2 separate regions of the Mus musculus genome follow, and region 1 is linked to region 2. Evidence: chromatin loops called from intact Hi-C (ENCODE). Cell type or tissue: left cerebral cortex. All regions are shown on one strand. Each heading gives the region's core, and the rest is flanking DNA. Links, peaks and the distances in the headings are about the cores only. Region 1 holds the start of Sstr1 (somatostatin receptor 1). Region 2 has its middle 12 kb from the start of Gm30687.

The links. Hi-C counts contacts between places; a loop is a spot of excess contacts. Peaks named below come from ENCODE experiments on the same cell type or tissue, not always from the same donor. Only the 100,000 strongest peaks of a DNase experiment are listed, where the experiment ranks them.
Region 1: it touches region 2 in a loop (12-fold over the local background); 5 of 42 quality-filtered maps call a loop at or near these places.

The regions. Positions count from the first base shown.
Region 1 is chr12:58,208,209-58,216,546 of GRCm38, forward strand. Sstr1 (somatostatin receptor 1) reads left to right here and starts at 3,596. Exons shown (of 2, transcript NM_009216.3): 1 at 3,596-3,673; 2 at 4,038-7,828. The coding sequence starts at 4,385. The coding sequence ends at 5,560. In left cerebral cortex, for the core only: a CTCF peak has its summit at 4,248; DNase peaks (open chromatin) are centred at 1,918, 2,558, 3,530, 3,780 and 7 more places; H3K4me3 peaks cover 4,405 bases; H3K27ac peaks cover 3,383 bases.
Region 2 is chr12:58,421,223-58,429,560 of GRCm38, forward strand. No RefSeq gene overlaps it. Among named protein-coding and RNA genes, the nearest start is that of Gm30687, 12 kb to the right of the region's middle. In left cerebral cortex, for the core only: no CTCF peak of the experiment used is centred there; DNase peaks (open chromatin) are centred at 2,445, 5,160 and 5,813; H3K27ac peaks cover 2,954 bases.

The sequences.
Region 1 (8,338 bases), core at 58-8,057, 210 kb before region 2:
ATGTGAGTACAAAGTGTGTTCCAGGAAGTAGGTTGGCCCCTGGAATGCATTAGAACATAGGTTCCAACTGAAAACACCACATTAGCAATTTTTTTTTGACAGACACAGAGTTTGAGCTTCTGATAATTACTGTTTCGCCAAACCAACCGAGACTAGGGGCTGCAATTAAAAAGAAATGATCTTCCATGTATAATGGCTTCCACACTGCGTGATACTATTAAATAACCATCATTAGCTACTAAAGTATGTATCGTTCCTTTCTCAGATCCCTTTTCTGCCAAGAAATTTAAGACCAAGAATGATCAATGAAGAATCGTCAGCATTATAATTGTTGATATAGGTCATCACCAAATCAAAAAAATTCAGAATGATTTAGATGTATGCAGAATTGTAAATGGTAATATTATGCAGACATTGAAATTCTTCTTCTAAAGAGCCACACTTACTTATAGACAATTTATGGGCCAGTACAGAAAAGACTTGTTAAAAATGAAGAACATTTTTTAAGGCTTTAAAATAAAGAACAAGGGGGGTTAGGATAATTTCCTGAGTATTGTGCTAGGTTCTGGAAACAGAAAGCTCAGTAAAATAGTTTCTCTTCTCAAAAAGCTTCTATAGGAAGGCACAGACAAAGAGGCACAAACCCACAGTGCAATGTGATGGATTTAATAATCAAATGGGTACTGGGGGGGAATTATGATGACGGAGGAAAAAAGTCTGCTTGAGAACCTACAACTTCCTGCTTGGGTCTTTTCTTTCTTGTCTTCCCAGAAAACACCCTTTTCTTCCCTTTACAGATGTTTATAGTGTGAGAGAGGCACAGGAAGAGTGGCCACCAGAGACGTGAGAACTTGAGGACCAGTACCTTTTCAAGGCCTTAGACACATCAGTTAAAGTGTTAGATAAGAAGGCTCTTGTGTCCTAACTTCACATTACATGGCTTAGTCCAGAAGTACCATGTATTTTATGTGCTTGTAAGGTAGAAGGAGTCACAGATATAGGGATAAGACACACTCGACTGAAGAGATTTGGTAAAACGACACAACTTATATCCAGCTCAAACAGTCTACTTATTGATGTAAAATTCACATAAAATTCACGATTTTGTCATGTTAAGTATATCATTCAAGTGGGTTTGGTATAGATCCACTCTTCTGAAGCGCCATTGTTAAATGCTAAAATGCTTCCCTTGCCTCAGAAGAAACTTCAAGTGGTCCCTCTCCAGCTCCTTCTCCCTCTAGCCACTGATGATCATTAATCTACTTCCTGTCCCAATATGTCTGCCTTTTCTAGACTACTCAATATGAACTGAACCAAGTAACCGTTGCCCTTGGAGTTTTCAAACTGTCTTCTAAGTTCACCAATAGCATATTGTCAGTAATATTTTACTGATTGATGTACCATATTTTTGTTCACACATTCATCAACTGGTAGAAATTTGGGTTGTTTCTTTTCTTTATCTTCTCCCACCCCGATACCTGATTTCAGTTTTGAGGGGCAAAGGACAGAGGTGGAGATACTGGGTCACAGAGTTTGTGAAAGATCAAACTCGCTTGTAAAAGTAGGCCTTGTGATGGATGCTATGTCTACCAGCATGTATGAGTGATCAAGTGTTTCAAATGAGTGATCCTTGTTTACATTTATATTTTTTTCCTTTAAAAAAATTATAGCTGTCCTATTGTCAAGCTCTTTTATGAATAAATAGTCCATCATTAGAACCTCTTCACAATCAGGAACAGACACACTTGTCTGCTTTCCTTCATTCGTATGTAAAGTCGTAACTTAGTTGAAAGAAGTTTTTTCTTCTAAGATGAGTTGCAGAGTGAATTTAATGAAATTCTGACAACAAAGCTGCCTTTCATAAACTCCCACCCCCACCAATGATCAAACCCCAACCACCATGATCAAAGCCAATGCCTCTAAATAGTGACCTTTGAAAAACCAGCCCAGAAATGCAGCCAGGTGCCTTAAATCAGTGGTTGGCAAAGGCACTGAAATCTCATCAAGGGTTGGCTAGGAAAATATTCCTCTCAGAAAAATCTCAGTTTTGTTTTGTTTTTACCCCAATATACATTCCCTGCCTCCTCTATGTATGCTGTATTATTTATTTGCTATTTATTTATTTATTTTTATTTACTTATTTATTTATTTATTTATTGAAACATAACTCCCTCCCCTCCATTTCACATTCCACTTCAGGTAAGGTGGTTTGTTTAGGTAAAGCAATGCATTCCACAGCCCCAGTCCTATCAAATCTCCCCTTCTACTCAAACATTTTTTTCTCATGAATAATTCAGTGTCTGTTGTACGCACTCCGAGGGAGTCTGTGGTCATTGATTGCGATCTGACTGCTCTGCCGTCATGGACAGTACACGTGATTATTTCTCTCCAAGCACTGCTTCGTTTGAGAGACTGGAGCACCCATGTGTAGGCGGTTGCTGAGAGTAAACAACAAGCCATTAAGGTATAAGCGTTTTGCTTTTGATGCGGTGTCCAGATTTGCACATTCTAGATTGTCCGGTATGAACAGCTTCTGTAATTCTAGTTCCCAATGTGCCCCTCTTGGTGGAGATGTGAGAGGGAGACTGAGGAAGATAAGCAGTTGCAAGCAGCAAAGCTCGAGTGAGCACTGGACTGCAGCAGGCCAGTCTTCCTGGCCATGCTTCAGGCTAAGACTTGCAGGGATTTCCTGGAAGGAAACAGCATTCATGAAACGGAATAGGTGATTGAATCCTTTGACAGAAAGTGACTGTAAGGCCAAAGAGTCCCTAAGTTCGGAGTCCTGGGAACTCCAGGGTCCCTTAAATATCAACATCCATTCTTTCTCAAACAAAAGCCTGCAGTTCCTAGACTAGGGATGGGAATTGTAGGTTGAGGAGCTTTGGACCTGGGATCTTAATATCCATATCTTAATGGTTTCGGCACTTGGGACACAGAGGGGTCATACCTCAAGGCCCTAGTTTTCCTTAGGGTTCCATGGAGGAAAGCTTGAATGCCTTGCCACTGATCCCAGGCTTCCATCAGTTGCTCAGCCAGCCACTCATAGATTAAGAGTTGGCACACCTGCCTGTTCAGGCCTTGGCGCTCTCCACTTCCATCCCCCCACCCCGCCAACTCTCCAGGGTACAAAGTACAGCCTGGACGCGCGGGCACAGCTGTTCCAAGCCGCGCAGCCTAATCTTTCCCTAGTGAACACCTACATGGATTTCCAATACGGCGCCAGGCAGGTTCCTGGGGCAGTGCCAGCCTCATCCTGAGCTCTCTGCCCCTCATCCTGATTTCTGCTGTTGATATTCCTAGGGGAGGTGGATGGGGCTCAGAGAACTACATGCTTTGTTAGAGAGTCGCAATGGTTCACTCAGTTCCCCTGAACACTCCCTGCTGCAGAGTGGAGGGCTACGGATGTTGTAACTCAGCATCCCTTAACACACCACTGTGGTCCTTCGTGCTCATACCGCTATTGGCTTAGGTCTAGTTTCCACCGCTTAGTGTTTGCGTGGGCACTTGTGCAGCGGCCAGCCCCAAAGGCAGTTGGACCTTGCAAAGAACGTCAGAGCGCCGCCAGACCTTACAAGCACTTTGCAAGGGCCATCTGGAGACATCATTGACTTGGGGATCTGAAGGCCTGAAATCTCCAGGTACAGGTTTAAAGAACTGGCAAGCAGGAAAGGAGGTAGGTGTTCAGGGTCCTGTCCTGGAGAGTGGCTTAGGGACAGGTGGAGTCGCCCCCATCACCAGAAGAGAGCAGCAGCAGAAAGAAATGAAGAACTCCAGACATAAATGTCTGGGGTTTGCTTCAGTCTTTACTTAGAGTAGGAGTCGGGTGGAAAGGGGCAGAATCTACATTCTTGACTGGCACCTACCCATTTGAAATGTAGAGAAACTCCTCAGGTCTGTCCTAGGAATGCCTGAAGATGCTGTGAGAGAAATCTGAAGCAATCTTTGAGTTGAGCTTAGAGGGGACTAGAAATGGGGGGGAGCGATGACGGTGGGGGAATAAACCACCTATGTGCCCCCCCCCGCCTGCTTTTTCGTAGCTGCTGACGCGATGGTGCCGCTTATTAATCATTCATCAGTCCAGAGCCTTTCCACTTAATGGATGTGCCGCGCTGGGCTCTAGCCTCTTGGCCTCTCCTCTCCACTCTCCAGTGTGCCCAGGACCCCCGGAGCTGCAAGAGAGACAGCGCTCAAGCAAGCTGCCGCTGGGTGATGCTCCCGGCGGCCTCAGTCGGAGCCGCGCTCGCCACAGCTGCTGCGCTCTGCCGGGTGGCGCCAGGCGGCGGTGAGCTGTGAGCTTGGAGCCTTGAGCCTAGGGAGGGCGCAGACAGCAAGGGCGCAAGGTGAGCGCCCCAGCCGGCAGCCGCACCGGCCCACTTCAGCTGGGATGTTCCCCAATGGCACCGCCTCCTCTCCCTCCTCTTCTCCAAGCCCCAGCCCAGGCAGCTGCGGGGAAGGAGCCTGCAGCAGGGGTCCGGGGTCCGGCGCTGCGGACGGCATGGAAGAGCCTGGACGAAACGCTTCCCAGAATGGGACCTTAAGCGAGGGACAGGGTAGCGCCATTCTCATCTCTTTCATCTACTCCGTGGTATGCTTGGTGGGACTGTGTGGGAACTCTATGGTCATCTATGTGATCCTGCGCTACGCCAAGATGAAGACCGCTACCAACATCTACATTCTAAACCTGGCTATTGCTGATGAGCTGCTCATGCTCAGCGTGCCCTTTCTGGTCACTTCCACGCTGTTGCGCCACTGGCCCTTCGGCGCGCTACTTTGCCGCCTGGTGCTCAGCGTGGATGCGGTCAACATGTTCACCAGCATCTACTGTCTGACTGTGCTTAGTGTGGACCGCTATGTGGCTGTGGTGCACCCGATCAAGGCAGCGCGCTACCGTCGGCCCACTGTGGCCAAAGTAGTGAACCTGGGCGTGTGGGTCCTGTCATTACTGGTTATCTTGCCCATCGTGGTCTTCTCACGCACCGCAGCCAACAGCGATGGCACGGTAGCCTGCAACATGCTCATGCCCGAGCCCGCCCAGCGCTGGTTGGTGGGCTTCGTCTTATACACATTTCTCATGGGCTTCCTGCTGCCTGTCGGGGCCATTTGCCTGTGTTATGTGCTCATCATTGCCAAGATGCGCATGGTGGCCCTCAAGGCTGGCTGGCAGCAGCGCAAGCGCTCAGAGCGCAAGATCACTCTAATGGTGATGATGGTGGTGATGGTTTTTGTCATCTGCTGGATGCCTTTCTACGTGGTACAGCTGGTCAACGTGTTCGCCGAGCAAGACGACGCCACCGTGAGCCAGTTGTCTGTCATCCTGGGCTATGCCAACAGCTGTGCCAACCCCATCCTCTACGGCTTCCTGTCGGACAACTTCAAGCGCTCTTTCCAGCGCATCCTGTGCCTCAGCTGGATGGATAACGCTGCGGAGGAACCAGTCGACTACTATGCCACTGCCCTGAAGAGTCGAGCCTACAGCGTGGAGGACTTCCAGCCCGAGAATCTGGAGTCTGGAGGCGTTTTCCGTAATGGCACCTGCGCTTCCAGGATCAGCACGCTTTGAGGCCGGGCACTGCCGGGAGGGGGGGAGTGGTCAGAAAGATGGAGCTGGGAAGCGGGTGGGAGGGAATGGTAACCCGACACCAGGTGCTGAAGTCATAGTGCATGACAGCGATGCAGCGCGCCTGGTTAGCTGGACCAAAGAAAGCTGTGTGACTAAGGTAAAAGGGAGAGATTTATGGATTAACTGTGACTGCTTTCGGGGCATCTGGTAGTCTGAGCAACTCTGTTCTCCAAACCCGATAATTTGCATCCTCCCTCCCAGTTCTACTAGTACAAACTGCAAACTTAATGTCGCCAACTCATTTCTGCTTCTTTAAGCTGAGCCAAGGTTACCATCATGTGTTTCCTTTGGGCTGAGTCCGTCCCCCCCCCCCCCCCCCCGCCCCTGCGCTGAACCCTGTTCCGCTGCGCAGGTCAGCGGGCCAGACTCTTTTCAGAGTGGCTACAAGACAGTCCCTAATCACCGCTCTCCTTTCGCAGAGCCTTACTGTCAAGGAAGCCCAGCTCGAGGATGTCTAGGCAACTTGTCTTTTCTACTCTCAGAGAAGGAAGGCACATTTTCCCTTGGGCCCTTCCTCTGCTCCACTCCATCCCGAGCAGAGCTAGGCGCTTAAGAAAAAGTTCTGTGCCCTGATCTCCAGTCTTGGTATAGTACCACACATATGCTTCTTTGGAGCAAAAAAAAAAAAAAAAAGGAGCTAAGAGGGAGCAGAAGGGCAAGTTTGTAAGATTCCTGGGTTGTGGGTGTAGATACCATAGAAACCACTCTCCCACAGAGCTCAGGACCTGAGCACTAAGCTCAAAAGTCCCAGCTAGGGGAGCTCCCCGCTGGTGAATAGCTTAGGCACCCAGGTGGGTGAACCTGAATTGCAAAGCACTTCCTCTTGGAGTCCTCCCTAGCATAACAAAAGATTGGGTTGCCTGCACCAGTACAAGTTCGGAGTCCAGCTCACGCTCCAGTGACAAATCGCCGAGCCTCTGCCAAAGCTGGGTGGGCTGCTTCAGCTTGTCTGATCCCTAAAGTTTTCTGCCTTTCAAACGGTGCCTAATAAGTTATTTCTTGTTCGACATATTTATTTATTTATTTGTGGTGTTGAAAAAAAAAAAGTGTACTTCCACTTTCTTTTTCTGTATTTGCCTAACAGGGCTGCTCTTGGGAATCCTGGGGGCGTGGCGGTGTGGGAGGGAGCTGGGAGCGAAGAAAAGTTCTCTCCTGGCCCCAAGAGCCCCTCAGAAGTTTCCCTCTCTTAGCCTTTTCTCAATCCTTCTTGGTTTTGCTTGTGCCCAGTGAAGTTTGGAGATTTTAAAATAATTTTTTTTAACTGTAGGTTTTTGTCTCGTTAAAATAAATGAATGGCAATGTGGGTTAACTTTTGTCGGTGCGGAGTGAAAGGCCTGAAAGCCTGGCATCCCAGGAAACATAGAACACGCCTCACCATCTGTGATGTGTGTGTGTATGTGTGCTGCTATGCACAAGTCACATGTACATCCTATATAGGTATATGTACACACATGTATAAGGATAGATTTGTTAATCTTGACATACTGTCACTAGTCCATGAAACAGTTTTAAGGACACCCACAAAGTGACAAGTGTGACCTGAGCTGTAGTATTCAAACTGAGAAATGTCAGAGACTCCAGTCACTGCTGAAGACATTGCTGCCTTTTTCTGTCCCCGGTGACAAAGGTGACGCTTACTTATACCCAGTAAGGGCAGTCACCTCTGTCGAGGAATGGAAGTGAAACAATTCTGCATTTCCTGACTACTGTGGATCCCTGAGCAGGGCGAGGACCCAGCTTTTCTCACCTTCACATTTGCTGTCCAATTGAGTATGCTGCTTTGTATATAGGGGTCACTGAAAGGATATCTTGCTTGGTTGTTTAAGGAAGCCAGTGCATATCAGTGGAACAATGAACCTGGGGTTCGCAAGTTCACACTGACCTGACATACAATGCTTGGATGCACTATTGAAAAATATGTTTTCTGTATATTTGCTTCAAGATTTCTAAAAACAGTAACTCAGAGTTGAACTGTCTCATATGTTTTGTTTAAATAAATGAACAAATATGCTTTTGATCATAAGTGAAAAAGTTTAGATCTTTTCCTAAGAATAGTATATATATACTTTTCTGTTAAGTAGATTTTTTAATTGTTAAGAAGAGTGAACTTTATAAACTGAAATCTCCATCATTATCATCTCAACAGGATAAAAATGTAGTGTTCTTAACCTGTAATCGTAACTGAATAAACAGATGTGTTACACTGTTGCAAGTTGTGTGGCTTCCATTTGAGTCTTACTGTTTCGAAGGAGTTATTTGAATGCATAGGTATGATTGACAGACACCCTTAGCTCTTAGGAACATTTCAAATTAACTTTGAAAATTTACAAGATTGCTTTATCCTTTGAATTGATTTCTTTTAAATGTGAATCTTATTGTGTGTGTCCTGTGTGTGTGTGTGTGTGTGTGTGTGCGTGTGTGTGTATGTGTCTGTGTGTACTAGACAAGGAGTGAAGGAGGGTAAAGAGGAGGCTGAGGAGGAGGAGAAGGGAGAGGAGGAGGAGGAACAAAAGAAGGAAGCAGTAGCAGCCCTTGAATGAGTCTGAACAGGAAGCAGTGGCCTGGGCTACACTCTGTTGTCACTGCACTAACCAGACAATGCTTCTGTTTTTCACAGATTAAATTACTGCCTGACCTCATTTATGACCTCAGATTTTGCTGTAGAGCTAAGTAACTGCTGCTTTACATTAGAGACATAACAACGGGAGGGAGAAGCAT
Region 2 (8,338 bases), core at 246-8,245:
TATTTTATAGCTTGGATCTGAAATGCCCTCTGAGGGCTTATACACTGAAGTCTGGTTCCTAGACCATGGCACCACTGACAAATGATAGAACCTTAAGGAAGAGAGTCTGCGTACAAGTAAGTTACATCACTGGGATGCGATATTAAAGAAGACTGTGGGACACCCCCCCCTTCTCCTTTCCATTGCTTCAAGCTACTGTAGAATGAATAGGACTATGCCAGACAGTCTCAAAATTATATGTTATTGCCATAAATCCAAGGTAACAAAGTTAGGCAGACATAATCCAAAAGCTTACTCCTTGCAAATTGATTATCTCAGGAGTTATGGCAGAGCGATGGAAAGCTAACTGGCACAACCAGGATATTCCTTAGCAGGAACAACTCACAGAACTGTGTAAATAAATAGGAAATCGTTTTCTGGCTTGATGCAAGGTGGACTATTAGGGTTTTATAGAGTGTGATCACCTGGATCTACATCAAGACAGAAGAAGACAGGATAAGTATAAGTATTTTTCAGAAAAGATGCCTTAGAATATTCATAAATATATAGTAAGACATTAATTTCATAAACTACAGTGAGATTTTGCATTGTTTGTCTTTGTTTGTGTTTGACTTTCTTTTAAGACAATGTCTCACTATGCAGCTCATACTGGCCTCAAACTCAGTGATCCACGTCCCTTCGCTTAGTCTGCTGGGATTAAAGATCTGTGTCACCATGTCCAGCTAGAATGATATTAATTGTATACAATGTGAATTTCTTTTAAATCAGATTACACTCTTACGTTCAGTTTCATGGAGCAATACTAGCTAGAGCTGAAATAATGAACAGTCCCATAAAATGGTAAGTGAAACATTGTATAAAGACAGCTTTATCAACTGAAGATCTCCCAGATTCCTTCTATAGGTTAATGCAAATAAAATCTCCAAGCTGTCAGAAGGAGCCATGAAAGCACTCATGTTTAAATGGAAACAAATGGCTATCACTGTGCTAGATACGGCCTTAACTATGGCTAAAGAGCTCTTCGTCTGCTTACACAGCAAAGAGGTGTTTCTATAATAAAGCTCAGGAAGCTATCTACTTGCCCAGGTCAGCCAGCCACTGTCACAATAACACTGCTGTAAACCCGCCAAGCCCAGTGGCAGACAAAAGGCATATGCAGCAGGTCACTGGGGCATCTGAGTTTCACATTCCCTCATGGAGACTTCCCTGTACAGGGTGATGCTCCAAGTGCCAGAGAGGTTCACAGTAACGTGCTGCCTTTGAAAATGTACCTCAAAACTGCTCTGATCAAAGCAATTCACTCCTTCACTTGGAGGGGATTGTATGTACCCCAACCCTAGAGAGGAGTAAGGGCAATATTGGAAAGGACAGAGGATGCGGATCAACAGCCATGTTATCTACTTCATTGGCACGTTCTACAATCCAATGAGGACTGAGGCTGCTTTTGAAATAAAATTCTACATCCTTACATAAATATTTCCAATAATAATATAGATCTTTCCTTATTTTAGAATATTATTAAGAAAGACACTAAGTAAATATTTCATGTGAAAGAAGCACAGCACCTAAGAAATATCAGCTAATATGATGCTTAATGGCGACCTGTGCACAAGTCACTGAGAAATCTATGAGAAAAGGAGATTATGTCATAGGCTGTCACACCCTTGTGAAACAGTTAACTACATACAGAAGGGAGGAGGTGAAGTTACACACGCATGGAATAAGTCATTCCTGATTACATTTCTAGTAGCATGTAGGAGTTATAAATTATTGTGTTAAAACAGAAGCTCATTAGAGATGAAACAAATTTATTACAAGTACCCCAAGCAGAACTGCAGAGCAGTTGCCTGGACTTACAGAATGTCTTTTAAAGGATTCAGAGGTCAGCCCTGAGACATTCTCTCTAGGAGCATAGAGCTCTGATCTCATTTAGCTCACAGTTGCCTTCACAGAGAATTAAAGGGGCTGTCCCAAAACTCTCAGACAGTTAAGAGTGAGGTCTAAAAAGATCAAGAAAAAAAAAATGTTTCTGAATTGAAGAGAAAATTGTCCATTGGACCAGATAGTTAGGATAGTGGTTGTTCAGGCTACAGCACCTATAATCTGAAAAATAAGGAATGCTGGAGCTGCTATTCTGTGTCTAGAGAAAGGGAGAAACAGAAACCAAACAGAACAACATGTCTAATGGAGCTAGATAGCAGACACATTCAAATCCAGGATACTTCAGATTCTCTGGGCCACAGTGGAATACTGTTGAAATCAAGTTTACCTTAGAAAATAAATACATTTGTTTCAGGCGGCCACAGCATTTATCTGAATAGAGTTTGAGTAGCATCGTGTATGACCCAGAAACCACTAAATCTGCAGGGATGACTGCAGCTGCAGCACTCCTCTGTGCTTTAATTTCTCTTCAGCAGTGTCATTTACCTCCAGTCCACTGTGGTTTGAAACGTCTGGAAATAAACTATTTATATAACTTAAACTTTATAGTATTCTGAGCAACACTATGAAATCTGAGCCTGCCTACTCCCTCCTACCTGACCATGAATGACCCCTGTGCTCAGAGCATCCATACTGACTATGCAACTCACTCACTGGCCACATCTCTCTCTGTGGTAGCACAGTGCTTGTGTTTAAATATCCATTTAATGGCCCCAAAATGCATTGCAATTTGCATATGCCAAAGAGAAGCCATAAATGACACCCTGAAATAACTGAAAATAAGGAAGTCCTTGACTGAGAAAAATGTTTATTAAAAAATAAAAATAAAAATGTACATTGAGGCTATTAATATCTCTGGTCAATTATTACTGGTAATGTTTTACTTTGGCTTTTTTTTTTTAACAAATATTACCATATCACAGGCTTGCATGCAGAAGAAAAATCACAACACATACAGAGGTTGGATTTCAGACACTGACTGAGGAAGTAGAATACATCCTAGTGGATAAGAAGAATCTACTGTATGTCCCTTTTTTCTCCAAGATCTGTCTTCCATGAGCCTCTATTTCATTTATGAAAGGAAATCTTATTAGAAGAAAAGAACTCAGTATATAGAGGCAAACATACTAATCAGAGGCTACTTTAAGTTCCCTTGTGAAGAATAGGAACTTTTCAAATCTATCTCATATCATAAAAAAGTAGCAAGATGCAGTAAAGTTAAGAAAACAAACTAGTGGGAGTATATACACTTCTAAGATAAACACCCAACACTTACTTAATAAATGCAAAGTGAGGTGTAATGAATGCTTAAACAATGAATAATGAATTCAATTGGTGGATTTGATGTAACTTTGCCTATTCACTATGAACCCTAACCTCTTCTTTCTTAGAATAGAAATACTAAGAAACACTAGAAATAGAAACAAATAGGTTAAAACCAAGGCCATTGGCAAGCACAGCTAACAAATTACAAATGCTATAATGTGTGACTGATATTTGTTTATATGAATATCAAAACTCTCAACCATGCTGCAGCACATACAGGTAAGGAAATATCTGGAGTCTGGGAGTTCAAATAACAGTCTCAAAAATAATTCAACATATTCTTCTTTAGCAGATAATATAAACATAAAAATCCAACAATATTTGATTCAGTATATTGGACAAAGTCACTAAAACAAAAGTTACACTTCTTGTTTTGCCTTACATACCAAGGTTTGACTCCCAAATGTTCAGAGTCCTAATGTAGCACCCTTTCTTTTGGAGAAATAACCCATTTAACCACTGTTATGTCAGCCTCCTTTTGTGAACATGATGCCCATGAAATTCATATGTGTTGATGTACATACCCTGAATTATTCCCTCTAATTGCAAAAAAAAAAAGTTCAATTAAATTAAAAAAAAAAAAAACATGGCTGCTTGTTCGCCCAGCCTGATGTTACACATTTAGTTCATCACCTGTCTTGGGCTAGTGGTGATAAAGCGTCCATGAATATTCATATCCCAGGGTTTGCGGGGCACATATTTGCATTTCCCTTGGAGAAATTCCTGAGCTGACTTTTCTGGTCAGTTTCTGGATAAGTGTGTGCTAAAACATAAAAATCTACCACTAGTCCCCTAAAGGCAGGAAATCAATGCCTATAAAGTCCTCAAAGAAAGAGCAAACGGAGATTTATGTGTCTAGTCAACACATAGATTAGATGTAAAGACAGAAAACAGACCTTTTGCAACATGAAATAGATGTACGTTTGCTGAGGCTCTTAAAAATTTGTAAGAAAAAGTGCTTCTGCTTTCCAGAGCAAAAGCCTGACTGTGAACAGAAAATCCGCTTAGCCTCAGAATTTAAAAAACAAATATGAAAATTTTTTGTTGTAGACTAGAATGCAAATGCCCTAGTCTAAAGCCATGTAGAAATAATAAAATTCATTGCTGTTGGCTAGAGAAGCGAATGGTGAAGTTAGATAGTATGAAGGAGCTGATCTTTCCTAGATACAAAATTAAAGGATATTTAAAATGGATAAAATAATAGATGAATCTATAAAAGAAATTAATAATCCCTAAAGTATAAAATCTGTGTAAAATGTCTCAGGGGGCAGGGAACAAATGAGGGTTAAAGTTAGCATGCCTTAGCTGTAAACCTGTTCATAAAGGAGGCCAATGTAAAGAGTAGATGACTAAGTATATTTCAAGTCAATCACTGAGAAACATAGACTGAACAATTCTAGGTGGGCTAGAGATAGTAAAAAGAATTTGTCTAATTGGCAGACATTTTCTGGACTTGATCTCCAGCCCTCAGGGGGCGGGGAAGGGACATACTTTCTTCTACAATTAAAACAGAAGACGTGACAAAATATGATGCCAGATTCAAGAACATTTTTGTAAGTCAATAAATTGATTTTTCCATGAAAATAAGGCTTCTTATGAGGCATAACGCCAAAGCTAACAACACTGTCTGCCAAACAGACTCATTTGCAACAAAATCCCAGTGTCCAGACAGCACTGTGAACCCAGAGCTCTGAAACCCAGACAGCACACACTGTGAGCCCAGAGCACTGTGAGCCCAGAGCACCATGAGTCCAGAGCTCACTGTGAGATGCTTAGTGAAGGTTCCATTCCACCCCAAAGTGCCCTGCCGCCTAGAGAAAAGCAGAGAGGCCTTACAGCCCCAGTGAGCTATGTTAGATTCTAGTTCACAAGCTGTGTCTCTCAAAAAATCTGCTGAAGTGTTTTTTCTTCCATTACAAGCATTAAAAATACTTTGGAGATTTATCACTTCCTGTAGAGTTAGCACCAAGGAAGCTAAGAGCTCCCCACAAGAGTGTGCTGGGCCCCACTTTCCCTGTCTGTCCACTGACCAGAGATCATGTGAGACTGACAGCTGAGTCAGAGGTATAAGAAGACAAATGGTGATCTTCCGTGACAGAAATCGCTTTCCCATCCCCTAGGCAGCCCCCGCACTCCATTTGTGTTAGGTCTTTGCCTGTCCTCATGGTTATAAGAAGCCTGGGCCAAGCAGCCCAGGAACAGAAGTAGTGCAGGTCAGCGTCTCATGGAAAGGGGCGACAGACAGAAAAGATGCATTAGAGCAATGAAGAATATGGATTTTGATTAGTCTGACCATATTTTTAACTAAAATTATGATAAAATCCAACTAAGAGTCTATCCTTGCGTACAGTAATACTACTGTGACTCCTCTTGGCTTTCAGACTTGGCCTCAGATACACGCATTAGAACCCTGATGGCACACTCGGTGCTATTCAAGGACACTCCATGTAGGAAGGGTGCTTTACCGCAAATACATTTTAGAGATTTGGATTATGCATGAAATGTGGAACATAAGGTAATAAAATGCAAAATACCATCCATCCTCTGAGTTCATTTAAAAATTCCATGGCCAGAAAAAGAGTTGCATCAGATTCAGTGCAGAGTCTCTCCACCCCCAAGGTGAATGCTTTTTCTAAGGCGACACGGGGGCTCTGAGAGGAATGAACCATTTGAAATGAAAATGCCCCCAGGGAAATGATGAAGAATGAGTGTTAAAATAAAAATGTTCTCAGCTCTCTCTCTCCCTTTGGTGTAAGACAGGATTCTATAAGCTCTGCCCCCTGACCATTATAAATAAATACACAGAGACGAAGTCACTGTCATACAGATGAGAACTGCTGTTTTCCCTATCCTGATTCATCTGATTCTCATCCCCCAAATAAAATAACCAACTAATTTAAAAAATATTACTTTTTGTAATAACAGGATTGTACAAAATCCTTATGATGTCCCTATCCAACCAACACAGTAGGCTTTCAATAGCTAACGTGCATGGAATGGCACAAATAAAGTTTATACTCTAACCTTCTTTAGGAGTTATGACTACCAAAACCCAGGCAAATGGAAAGCTTGATTCTGCTGACAGTTTAAAACTGTGGGGTTACAGAGGATGCCACACAGACGATTGTGTGTCCTACAAGTGATAACGTGGATATCCAGTGTTTATGAAAATGACAGGACCTTTCTTGGCTCTTGGATGTACTTTGAAGTCAGAAGCCAAGGTGCTTAATGAACATTGTCATGTAAACTTTCACTGACCAGTGGCCTCCAGGTTATGAAGTTCATGGATTATGGATCTTGGAGTTAATAAGACGTGGCCAGCTTTGCTGGAGAAGGGATGAGCTGGTCAGTCCAGTTTCCATTTCAGGTGTCCAGTTGCCCTACAGGTTCAGTCACATACTCAGTGTGGTTCCCAGGAAAGAGGGACTCCTTTAGGGGGAAGAGATAAGGGAAAACCTTGCTTCTGGCATCCCTCACCTCTGGCTAGGGCAGAAGCAAAGGCGTTTTGTCTTAAATATTTCTGGCATCTTTATCCTCTGGCCAAAACAAGGCTGGCCATCCAGGCTGGAAAATAGAGGAAAAACAAAGAAACAAACAAACAACCCTTCATTTTTGAGTCTTTACCCTAAAACTGCCTGGCTATTTTCTGTCTTATCCTTATTATAAAGAACTTCTCTTCTGGCTGCCAGTCTCACAGGGGATGCAACTCCAGCCCCTCAGGCCCACCCAAAGGAGGATTCATTTTAGATCTTGAAAAGGAGTATTAGTTTGTCCTTCTCCAGTAGTACCCACAGAGGGCTTCTCACCCCAAGACACTTAGTTTGGTTCAGAGCTTCATGGGAGCCTAAGGAAGTGCATGGATCCTAAGTAAACTACTCCAGCCTTACTATGGCCTCATTCTTGCCTATTTCCCTGTTTATTGAAGGGCATTATCTATCTCTAGGTGTGATATTAAGGGTTAATCTTGATTATCAATTTGATAGAATTTAGACTCATTATGGGCACACACTCCTGGGTGATTGTTTTCAGAACAGTTTAACTGATGGTAAAATACATTCAATATACGGATGGAACCATTGCACAAGCTTGAGGCCCAAACTGCTTAGAATCAAGAAAGAGGGTGGAACATCAGCACTGATCTCCAATTGCTTCCTGACTACACACACAATGTGACCAGCCATCCTCTGTATCCTTCACCATACCTGCTCTCTCCACCGTGATGAACTGAAACCTCAAATACTACAACAATAATGATGAGAAAAGTCACTGACACACTGAGTCTCAGTCTGGGAAATTGGAACTTGGTAATTGATTTCAACATCACTTGCTGCTATAGAACACTGTTTTCTGAGCACAACAGACATCACCATCTCAACGAGAGCAGCGGTGACTACCCACAAGAGACCCTCAAGATTAAGCCTATTGGTGTTCACTTACAAAAGATCGGGGTGGGGATGGTCATTAGACAGGCATCTGAGATTCAAGCCACCCACTCCTTCCTACACATTCCTCCAAGCTGTAGGTGTACATAAATTTCCTTTTTTTTTTTCTTTTTTGATTGCACTGATCTTATAGACTCATGAGATGATATAGTCTGCAGAGTGCACAAGGTCAGATGAAGAGCAAAGGATTTCTTCTATGTAGCTGAGGGCACTCAACAGGCATGATGGGGTAGAAAGCTTTGGGTCATCTATACTATAAATAAACCCTCAAAGATGCTAAGTCACCTTGCCTAGTTGTAAAGGCCCTGCTGTCAATTGTATGGAACACACGGGTGTCTAGGACTGATCTATTCCAGAAGGTGAAGCATTGAATTGGTCAAGAAGAAAGACACCAAAGAAGAAGTGTAGCTGATGTACCATGCCTCGTGCACATGCTGCACCATGCCTAGTAAACCTGATGCACCATCCATAGTGCACAGGAAACAGCTCTGCTTCCCTCACTCCACAGCATCTGCCTTTGAAAAGGAGCTGCGGTCTTGAAATAAGGAATGGGCAAGAGAAAAAGCAAGAGGGGAATGGACCAGAAAAAGAAAGAACAAAGGAAGATGAGAGAGCCAAGGAGACACAAA